Linked DNA regions of Homo sapiens: region 2 is linked to region 1. A link is an interaction called in ENCODE POLR2A ChIA-PET data of the cell type or tissue named here. Cell type or tissue: CD4-positive, alpha-beta T cell. All regions are shown on one strand. Links, peaks and the distances in the headings refer to the core of each region. The heading gives the core; the rest is flanking DNA.

Region 1 (6,692 bases), core at 948-5,947:
TGAATTTTTCCCTTTTCATCCAGCTGTTTTGCCATCATAGAGCTAATTTTAGAAGGCGTAATCTTCTTATAAAATACATGTAGTTAAGAAAAGTAGTGGGTTTTTTTGTGACTTCTAATTCAGAGTTGTACAGGGTGCTTGGTTTCTGAACTAAGCCAGCAGACCGAGAATAATCTGAATCATAAGTCTAAGGCTAAGCCAAGAAACTTTTAGCTAAAGAATCATAGTGAGCTTCATAAGAGTTGAACTCCAGATCCTTTTTATTAATGGGCTTTAAAATGCAGGTAAACTTCCAAACAAAGTTTTCCCTCAATCTGGGAAAAACAAAATGAAAATCATAATGTGTGATTCTTTCCTGCAAGTTGAATGACTACGTTTGCTCTGTAATGCATGTAAGAGGAATATACATGGTTGTTTATTCTTGCTGGAGACTTCAATAGTTGCTTTCATTTGCTTTCTTTTTCTGATGAGAATCAGCAACATGGACACACTGCCATTTTTTTGAGCAATAGTATTTTTTTTAAGCAATAGTATTTTTTTTAATGTAAAGAGTCAAACCCAAAGAGACCAATCCAAATGAAATAATTTAGACCACAAAGTCCAGACTAATTTTCCCCATTTCTCAAAATAACTAGAACTGAGTACACATCAAATCTTCACTTTTCTTTGTATTATATAGACACTGTCACAAATGCAAGAGATTCTTCACTTTTCAGGTCAAATTTTCACCATCCTTTGGTCCTGTTATATGTAACAAGTGAACAATCACTTTTCATTAACTATGAATCAAAATAGATTAAGTGAAGACAATTTTATGTAACTCCTCACAGCTTCAAGTGCTATATAAGGAAGGATTTAAGAGTGCTTATAACAGCTTATTCGGTACATGACTTTCCATTAAACTACTTAACACAAATCTTAATTTATAGAAAAATTCAACCAATGCCAAGATCACCTAAAGTAAGTTATTCCAACCAGTCAAGAAACCAAAAATCTTGTATAGAAAAAAAAAAAAAAAGAGCAAAGGAAACTGGTATTCTATATTGCCCCAGAATCGTGCTTATTCTGAGGGTTCAGTTTCACCTAATTGTCCTAAAATAGTGCCCCCAGTCACACGATTAAAACTATTTGATAGAGCATGAGACTGATGATTGGCTGGATGCACTGTGTGTGGTTAGGAAAGCCCTATTACTGAACTGTTGGCCACCGGCGTGTGACATTTATAAGAAGGTGGGCAATCTACCCACAATTGCTGAAAAAAAAACTTTAAAAAAATTCTTCAAGTTTCCACATTAAAAATAACCTTATGCATGTAGGAATGGAGAAAATGTGGAAGAGTTACTCCCATTAGGCTGGCCTTGAGTGGATATGCTGTGTTTACACAATATTTTGAGATGGCCAGATAAGCAGTACTAATGGCAGCATATTACACAGTTATCATGAACCATGTGTAGCCTAAGGAGAATTTTCAGTGTATCAGGGTGGCCCACATGCTGCTATTTATCATTTCAATTTCATATCAGAATCAAAACTGAGGAAAAAGAAAACACTTTGAAACCCAAGCAAGTCATCTGGGGCCTGAGTAATGAGGCCTCTTGAAAAAAAAAATGAGAGAGAAAGAGATTAACACATTTTTGACAAACAGGCTTTGGCTTCAGAGCACTATTGCAGCTGTTAAATTCACATGCTGATGGAGTTCAGGTACGTAGACATTTACAGTAAGTTTTTACCAATGACTTTTACCAAGTAGTTGCACACATACATTTTCTGAAGCTGCATTTTAGTGACTAAAGTAACACTTTAGACAACAGGATTATGTCTTAGTTGCACTGCTATGTCTGAATAGTACAGCAATTGAGAACTCTGATATAAAGAGGGTAAACTGCCACTTAAAGAGTAACATTCTCCTGAAAAAGGCAATAGCTTTCCTTAATAAGAAGCAACACATGAAGTCTAGCAGGCATTGTTTCATATATTCCATTTTGATTGCTTAAGTTTTCAACTGGGCAGTATTCTATTTCAAGGCCATACTGTTGCAAAACCTTGTTCTGTGGTTGTAACATAGCTGCTGTGACTGTTGCAAACCGAGAAGACAGCACACAGAGAGAGAGAGAGAGAGAGATTAGGAGAAAAAAGGATTCTTTATATATTTATTTATTTTTGAGACAGGGTCTCATTCTGTTGCCCAGGCTGGAGTGCAGTGGTGCTATCATAGCTCATTGCAGCCTCAACCTCCTGGGTTCAAGCAATACTCCCATCTTCAGCCTCATGTGTAGCTGGGACTATAGGCATACACTATTATGCCCAGCTAACTTTTTCATTTTTAGTAGAGATGGGGGTTTCACTATGTTGCCCAGGCTGGTCTTGAACTCCTTAACTCAAGCAGTCCTCTCACCTGAGCCTCTCAAAGTTCTGGGATTACAGGTGTGAGTCACCACACCTGGCCCAGGAGAAAAAGTATTCTATGTAACTTTCACATGAAGGTCTTTTAGTAAATAACCAGTTTTTTTGGTTGTTGTTGTTGTTTTGAGACAAGTCTCACTCTCTTGCCCAGGCTAGAGTACAGTGGCACAATCATGGCTCACTGTAGCCTCCACCTCCTGGGGCTCAGGTGATCCTCCCACCTCAGCCTCCCAAGTAGCTGAGATCACAGGCGTGGACCACCACACCTGGATAATTTTTTTAAAAATTTTTTTGTAGAGACAGAGTTTTGCCATGTTGCTCAGGTTGGTCTCGAACTCCTAGGCTCAAGTGATCCACCTGCCTCAGCCTCCCAAAGTGTTGAGATTGCAGGTGTGGCTAGGCATGGTGGTTCTCAGCAACTTGGGAGGCCGAGGTGGGTGGATCGCCTGAGGTCAGGAGTTCGAGACCAGCCTGGCCAACATGGTGAAACCCCCGTCTCTACTAAAAATATAAAAGTATTAGTTGGGCATGGTGGCACGGGCCTATAATCCCAGCTACTTGGGAGGCTGAGGCAGGAGAATCACTTGAACCTGGGAGGTGGAGGTTGCAGTGAGCCGATATCGTGCCACTGCATTCTAGCCTGGACAACAAGAGGGAAACTTCATCTAAAAAAAAAAAAGATTACAGGTGTGAGCCACTGAGCCTGTAAAACAAAAAAATTATAAGTTCTCTGAGCTTCTACCCTGAATGAGCCCTGTTTTTAATAAAGATTAAGGTGGTTGGTTCCTGCAGAGACTCTACAGCTTAGGATAAAACAGGATTAAAGGCAAGTACTCATATAAATAAATGACTGTCTTTTTTATAATATGAGAAAATTATGAAGACGAATGGAATAACAACAGTTGATCATCATTTATCGAGTACCAATAAGGTATATGATCCTACACAATTCCTTTTGAGGTTTCATGGTTTGAGATGGGGTTTAGGAATAAAAATGAGAAACAAGAAATCTATCACATAAACTAATTGTCTTGGGTCAATGTTATTATTGGCTGATTGAGGAAAGGGAATATGTCTTTGGAATTTCCTTTGTAAATGCCTACTTGTGTGGATATATATAGACATGTGAATGTTTTTGATGATGATAATTAACAATCATCCTATACAAACACATAGGTTGTTATAAACTATGTACTTAAGAACTGGGACAACTGTTCACAAAATGAGTGACACGTAGTGTAATAAAAGAGCTGATTTGTCCTTCAAACAATTATAGGCTTGATTATAAAATACTCAAAAGCGGGGAATGATTAATATATAGTTGGGTTTGTTTTTGGAGTGGAAGGAAGGTAGTTAGTTAAAAAGCAAACAAACAAAAAATAGTCAGGGTTTTCTCCCCAGTATCCCTGAATCTGGACTAGGATTTGTTAATATCTTAACAATTTCTCAGTTGTGAATAAAACAAAAAACAAAGCAAAACAAAAAAATAAAACAACAACAAAAAAACAGTCCTTCCATGAGTTACCTCATGTCCAGGCCTTCTACTCAAGTCCTCATCCTATGCAAAAATTCTCTTTCCTTGATTTAGAGATGGGGTTTCACTATGTTGCTCAGGCTGGTCTCAAACTCCTGGGCTCAGGCACACCTCAGCCTCCTAAGTAGCTGTGACTACAGGAGCCTCCCACCATGCCCAGCTGGCTAAAAATAAAATTCCTTTTCCTACTCCCTCTGAAGTTATAGATTTTTGTTTGTTTGTTTTTTAATAGAGACAGGGTCCCACTCTGTCACCCAGACTGGAGTGCAGTGGTGCGATCATGGCTTTCTTCATCCTTGAACTCCTGGGCTCAAGTGATCCTCCTGCCTCAGCCTTCCCAGTAGGTAGGACTACTGGCATATACCACCATGCCCAGCTAAAGTTATATATATATATATTTTATATATATTTTTATATATTTTAAATATATAAAATATACATAATATATATTTTATATATTTTTATATATTTTATATATTTTAAATATATAAAATATATTTTATATATTTATATATTTTTATATATATAATATATTTTATATATTTATAACATAAATATATTTTATATATTTATAACATAAATATATTTTATATATTTATAACATAAATATATTTTATATATATATTATAAATATATATTATATATTTATATATTTATATATATAATATATATTATATATATTATATATTATATATTATATATTATATATAATATATTATATATATATTTATATATATATATTATATATATTATATATATATTTAATATATTATATATATTATATATATTATATATATATTTATATATATTATATATATTATATATAATATATATATATTATATATATATAATATATATATATATTTTAAAAGGACCTTACAAAAGTTTCCCAGAGGTATCTGCACAGTTTTTGAAAAAAATTAGCATTGTAACTCCCTATTTCAAAAAATTTAGGCCAAAAAGAAAAATATTGAGTGAGGTTTCTTAGGTCCCAGGTATGAAGCTTCCTAGGAATGATAGGCTAATAATCATGGTACAAAGCTTTGCATAGTCTCTTCCAAACAAAACATATATCACTAGTGTCTTTCTTGTTTCAGTCCTGGAAAATGACAAATTTTACTCGACAGCTGGTTAACATATGGAACAAAACCTTGTCTCACAGGCAGTGCACTCATTTAAGCCATACATCTTTCTCTCTTAATTCAAAGTGACAGTAGTGACAAGAGCAAAGTTTTTTGGAAGATATTTTCAGAGCCACTCTAGTTAGCAGCTTAGTTACATCCAGTCTAGATGGCATTCTTGTTTACCCATGTGAACTTCTGCTTCAGTTATTCAAATTCTTTGAATTCCTCAGTTCTGAGAACTGGGGTGGGCATTATCGATTTTTCCCAAAACTTTCATCTGTAACTATTTCCAATAGACTCTAATCCCCAAATGTGCTGGTTTCCACTTCCCTGTTGCTTTGGAAAACTCTATATAACATCAGTTAGAGTCTATTTTGCATTTGGTAGTTCCTTATAAACAGTTTCACTGTGTTCTCTAGGTATGAATATTTGTTTTACATTGATTGTTTTTAGACATAGGACTTACTAACATTCTAAAATTCTGCTTTTTCTTAAATATGTGCCTTAGTTGAAGTACTAATAAAGCTTCTATATTAGATTTTGTAGTTCATAGTAAATTTACATAGGCAATGTGTTAGACTTTGCATACGTTTTGTAGAAAAATAAAACCAAACCTAAGTAAGTAAAATAAAGGGTCAACTAAACAATCCAGCAGCAAACTCTCCTAAAGCTGCAACCACTTCTTACCCTAAATTATAGTTTCACTACTGGCCATACTTTCATTCTGCTTACTTTTTTTAGTTTCTTCCTTAGATCTATTCCTTACGTATATTTACAGATTGCAACACTAACCTCTACTGACTTTCTCCTTCTAATGCAACTTGGCCAGTTTCACTGAACTCTTTTTTTCTTTCTTTCTTTTTTTCTTTTCCGTTTTTTAGATGGAGTCTTACTCTGTCGCCCAGGCTGGAGTGCAGTGGCACGATCTTGGCTCACTGCAACCTCCGCTTCCCAGGTTCAAGCGATTCTCCTGCCTCAGCCTCCTGAGTAGCTGGGATTATAGGGGCACACCACCACGCCGGCTAATTTTTGTATTTTTAGTAGGCACAAGGTTTCACCATGTTGGCCAGGATGGTCTTGATCTCCTGACCTCATGATCCACGCGCCTTGGCCTCCCACAGTGTTGGGATTACAGATGTGAGCCACCGCACCCAGCTGGATGGGGTAATATATTAACAGTAAAGAATCTGAATGAAGCCCATCCTTAGGTGAAAGTTTACAAATATTCCTAATGTTGTAGTATACCAAGACTTACTTCTTGCTAGCTATCAACCACCAAAAAACATGCATTTCCCTAATAATTAGGTAATGTTCAATATTCAGTCGTGCAAAATAGAAATCTAGTCTTACAAAATAAATAGTCTTGTAATCTTTCCTGACAACTAGCAGAGTGCATTGTATATAACAGTACAAAGATTGAGGGAATGAATTCTATGCCTAGGCACATGGCATTTAAGATTTTACTTTTTAAAAATCCACAAGGCAGTGTGGTTTGGTAGAAGCCTATTGGCCCAGGGATTGTAAGGCGTCTAGCCATGTGATTTGGGAAAACTCATTACGCCTTTCTGAGCTTTAGTTTCTTCATCTCCAAAATAGGATTTTCCTATGTATCCAGTGTATTTCATGGGGAG
Region 2 (5,000 bases), core at 1-5,000, 82 kb before region 1:
CCCTAAGGAAACTGAACAGAGAATACATAAATTTAAAGTTTTATTTTCAAACAGCCACTGATTAGATTCAACCCTTTATTTTAACAATTGCCCTTTGGGTAAGAAAAGAAACAAAGGTTTTTCCATGTCAGAGGGAAAGGTTCACCAGTCAAATAAATCTTTGTTTAAAGAGGTAAACCAGGCCAGGCAGATCACCTGAGGTCAGGAGTTCAAGACCAGCCTGACCAACATGGTGAAACCCTGTCTCTACAAAAATACAAAAATTAGCCAAGCATGATGGTGGGTGCCTGTAATCCCAGCTACTCGGGAGGCTGAGGCAGGAGAATCACTTGAACCCGGGAGGCGGAGGTTGTCGTGAGATGAGATCGTGCCACTGCACTCCAGCCTAGACAACAGAGCAAGACTCGGTCTCAAAAAAAAAAAAAAGAGGTAAGCCAATAGCATTACATTGTTTATGGACTTAGATTCAAAGTAAACCATAAGAGTATTTTCAGTCTACCTTTACCCCAAAAAACAAACAAACAAACAAAAATTGCCTACACACAATGACATTGTACCACACAAAAAATAAATAAATTTGCACTATCAGACGCATTCGGCAGAGTACATCTTAACAAACATGCTAAAATCCCAAACGATTCTTGGAAGGGAAAAAAAGATAATGTGTTTATCAGTGACCTCCTGAACAAAACTTAAATTGTAATTAAAGAATGATACAAAATAGGCAACTTAAGATGTTATATGTAAACTCTATTTTTATTTCATGACACTTATCAAAAATAATTTAGTGTCTGCCTCTTTTACTAAGTGTTAAACTCTGTAAGGATCAAAACTGTGTCTGTCTTACTGCTGTACTGCAACATATAACATGTGTTGTGATAAATAAATAACCGCATGAATGTCACTAAATTCCTCCACAATAAGTATCTGTATGTAACACGTTTGGTCTTATACTGCACTGCCTAAAAGTTGTTCCCTGTGACTAGATTATAAAGTCCTTAAGAACAGAGAATGTACCTTATTTTTGTTTACTCTCCCAGTTGTCCCTCCAAAAACACTACTCTCAAAAAGCAAGATAATTCTAAAAATGTGTCAAATTAACACAATTAGCCTCCTAATACGATGTACTAGGAAAGACACAATGTATTCCTATAAAGGACACCATGTATTCCTGACAAAAATATTTAAAACTAATTTAATCATGAGGAAATAATGAGATAAATCCAGACTGAGATGGGGATAAATGTTCTAAATTTGTGCTATCCAAGAGAGTAGCCATCTATTTTAATTAAATAAAATTTAAAATCCAATTCCTCATCTAACTAGCCACATTTCAAGTGCTCAATAGTAACCTGTGGCTACTTTATTCAACATCCCAGATACAAAACAATTCCATCTGTTAAGGCTCAGAAACCCATACTCCAAAATGGCGTTTTGATATGCTGAACTAAAGAAGCCTCAAGGTCTCTCTGACCTTCTCCCCCTCATCCTCTCTCCCTGGCACAGGATGAAGCTGAAGTTCCTTCATCTGCCTGAGATCCAGACCCACTAAAAGGGACAATTGTTTTTTCTTCCCCTCCCTGTAAGATCAAGAATGTAACCACACTTAAACAGACTCTTTCACGAGATAATGTACCAATTAATTTCTGTCCACTGATCCGTTCATCCTCCCCAGTAATCCCCTCAACAGAATTCCTTTTCTCCTCCTTCCCATAACCTGTTTTGCCAGAATGGCATAAGCCTCTGAATGCCATTGGGAGGTGGGTCATCTCTCTGGTTCTCCCCAGAGAAAACCAGTGTACAGTGTACATGTTAATAAATTTCGTATGCCTTTTCTCCAATTAAAATGCCTTTTGTGAGTTGATTTTCCAGCAAACTTTCAGAGGTTTCTATTTAGATCTCCTACAAGAGAAATCTAAATGATATAAAAATGATAAAGCAGGATTCTTTTTCTTCCTAACCTCTACCTATCGTTTGGACCTCGTGAAAGGTCCAAAGCTGTATCAGATAGCTTTCAGCAAACCTTCAGAGGGCAATAGGGACACTTCCCTTGGCTCCTATACATGTGATCTTTAAATGGATCTTGAATTTTTTAATTAAAAAACAAATCTACAAAGGACATTATTAGTATACTGAAGAAATATGAATATGGATTGCACATTAAAAACTGTATAAATGGGCCAAGCGAGGTGGCTCACGCCTGTAATCCCAGCACTTTAGGAGTCCAAGGCGGGCGGATCACGAGGTCAGGAGATCAAGACCATCTTGGCAAACATGGTGAAACCCCGTCTCTACTAAAAATACAAAAAAAAAATTAGCCAGGTGGGGTGGCACCCGCCTGTAGTCTCAGCTACTTGGGAAGCTGAGGCAGGAGAATCGCTTGTCCCGGAGGGGAGGTTGTAGTGAGATAGCACCACTGCACTCCAGCCTGGGCAACAGAGCACACTGTCTCAAAAAAAAAAAAAAAAAACTGTATAAATGTTAAATTTCTTGGATACGACATATGGTATTGTGATTATGTAGGAGAATGCCTTTTTTTTTGAGACAGAGTCTCACTCAGTGAGCAGTGAGGTTGAGACTGCACCACTGCACTCCAGCCTGGGGACAGTGTGAGACCCTGTCTCCAAAAAAAAAAAAAAACGGTGGGGGCGACTGCATAGGAATTGGTATATTCATTTGGTTCTAAAGGAGAACATGCCTTTGAAAGAAGGAAATAGATCTAGTTTAGCATACCCCCCCACCCCCACAAAACTCCCAATGAAATAACCTTCTCTAATCAGACAGCTAGAAGTTACCTGCTTCCTACTTTCTTATCAGGTTTTTGGTTTGGTTTTTTTTTTTTTTTAATGACACACCCAGCCACAAGAGACTTAAGTATGTAAATTACTTGTGGAACCTCTTAAAGCCAATCACTCTTTATTGCTTTGGTGGCATTTTTATTAGCAGACATCCTTTTTGGTAACTGGAGTAAGTGCAGCAGTAATCTATTTCTAAAAAACAGTATGCTGTACTTGTAACACACCAACACTGCTCAAATTTCTTGCTTTGTAATGAGATCTCTTTAATTATTTACTTCTCTATGTTCTTTGAGAAGTCTGCCTTTCCCTCTCTTCCAGTTTTACATATATTTGTTTTTTATGTAAGAACTTTTCTTTGTTTTGGTTCCCCTAATTTAATCTTCAAAACAATTTATAAGGAAGTTAAAACTTACAGTGGGTTACATATTTCATCTTAATTTACACACATAATTTACACTTGAAAAAGAAGAGCCTCCCAGTTTGAGACTAGAGGGAAAGCTTAAAGATGCAAGTTAATTATCTTTATTCCTTAGCCACTCATCTGATTGAATGACTGAAAGGTAAATCCTTTTCTTTAGCCTTGGCACCCTCCCATCCCATCCTTTTTCATTGAAACAAAATCTAAATAAAGATTCCATATCCTTTTTTTTTTTAATTTTAATTTTAGTAGCCTGTCTTTATTGAATCCTAGTTGTCTTTCCTTAATGCCTCTTCACATTTGAACCACTGTCAACCTTCTCAGACATAAATTTTAGCCACTCCCCTTCCCCCACAAAAGAATCTAAGAAAAGATACACTTGCTGTCTGTTTTTGTTAGTTTACATATTCAGTTGACTACAGCTTACTGTTTTTCAACTTCTGAGAAATTAGTTCTTAATTTTGGAAAATGTAGTAATTCAGTTAATACATCTCTAACTTTTTTTTTATGGAAATTTTCTGACATACCAAAAGCAGAATAAGGCCAGGGGCGGTGGCTCACACCTGTAATCTCAGCACTTTAGGAGGCCAGGCGAATCACGTGAGGCCAGGAGTTAGAGACCAGCCTGGCCAACATGGTAAAACCGGTCTCTACTTAAAATACAAAATTAGAGAGCATGGTGGCTCAGGCCTATGATCCCAGCTACCCGGGAGGCTGAGACACGAGAATTGCTTGAACCTAGGAGGCAGAGTCTTGCCTGGCAGAACAAGACTCAGGGGAAAAAAAAAAGAATTTAGTGTTCATGCTAAAAAGATATCCTGGACATATTAATTACATGGAGAAACCTAGCAGACATCACCTTAACCAAGTGGTCAAAGTTAACATCACTAGTAATTAATAGGACATCCAATTATCACAAACCTGCTGATATGATGCACTGAGAACACTTCTGTGGTGTTCCTGCCAAAAGTGTATAACTTGAGTTTAATCATGAGGAAAGAAATCAGAAAAGCCCAAAATGAGGTACACAACAAAATAACTGGACTGTACCCTTCAAAAATGTCAAGGTCAATAAACAAAAGATTGAGGAACTGTTCGAGATTAGAGGAGACTAAAGAGATATGACTGCTGAATGAAACGCATGACCTGATCTTGGACTTTCTTTGGCTAATAAGGGTATTATTGGAACAACTGGCAAAATCTGAATAAGGTCTGTAATTAAACACTGATGTGGCACTATTATCTAACTCTCTGATTTTGATAATTATACTGTGGCTATAAAAGAGAATATCCTTGTTTTTACAAAATATACACTGAAAAGTACTCAAGGATGAGGGTCATCATGTCTGCCACTTAATCTCACATGGTGCCGAAAAAATATGTATATATTTAGAGCGAAGAGAAAGAAAAGGACAAAGCAGATGTGGTAAAATATTAACATCTGAGGAATATGGGTGAAGGATATTTGCAAATTCTTTTTACTATTATTTCAACCTCTTTAAATTTGAAATTGTCAAAATGCAAAGTTAAAATAAAAAAGTAAAAGGTATGTATTAAAAACATCCTTTAGTGAACCTGAGAAAAGACAAAGCTGTACTGAAATTCAGAGGCGGAGCAATCTACCAGTCTCACTCTCATACTAGTAAACTACCTCTAAAAAAATACCATCAGCAAAATCATCTCATGGAGTCACTTTCAAATTCATGGGTGTCAAGAATGCCATGGGTCTATTCTGAAACCAACAACACAATTAACTCTGAAGTAACAATGTAAATTTTCTGATA

The links. Peaks named below come from ENCODE experiments on the same cell type or tissue, not always from the same donor. Only the 100,000 strongest peaks of a DNase experiment are listed, where the experiment ranks them.
Region 2: POLR2A ChIA-PET joins it to region 1 with 5 read pairs; 9 of 35 experiments call an interaction of 5 or more read pairs at or near these places.

Annotation. Positions count from the first base shown.
Region 1 is chr15:65,800,046-65,806,737 of GRCh38, reverse strand. The region is part of intron 1 of LOC105370866 (a long non-coding RNA gene); the gene reads right to left. Among named protein-coding and RNA genes, the nearest start is that of DENND4A, 11 kb to the right of the region's middle. In CD4-positive, alpha-beta T cell, for the core only: no CTCF peak of the experiment used is centred there; no DNase peak of the experiment used is centred there; H3K27ac peaks cover 450 bases.
Region 2 is chr15:65,882,604-65,887,603 of GRCh38, reverse strand. All of the region lies in intron 4 of RAB11A (RAB11A, member RAS oncogene family), which reads right to left. Among named protein-coding and RNA genes, the nearest start is that of RAB11A, 16 kb to the right of the region's middle. In CD4-positive, alpha-beta T cell, for the core only: no CTCF peak of the experiment used is centred there; a DNase peak (open chromatin) is centred at 2,783; H3K27ac peaks cover 270 bases.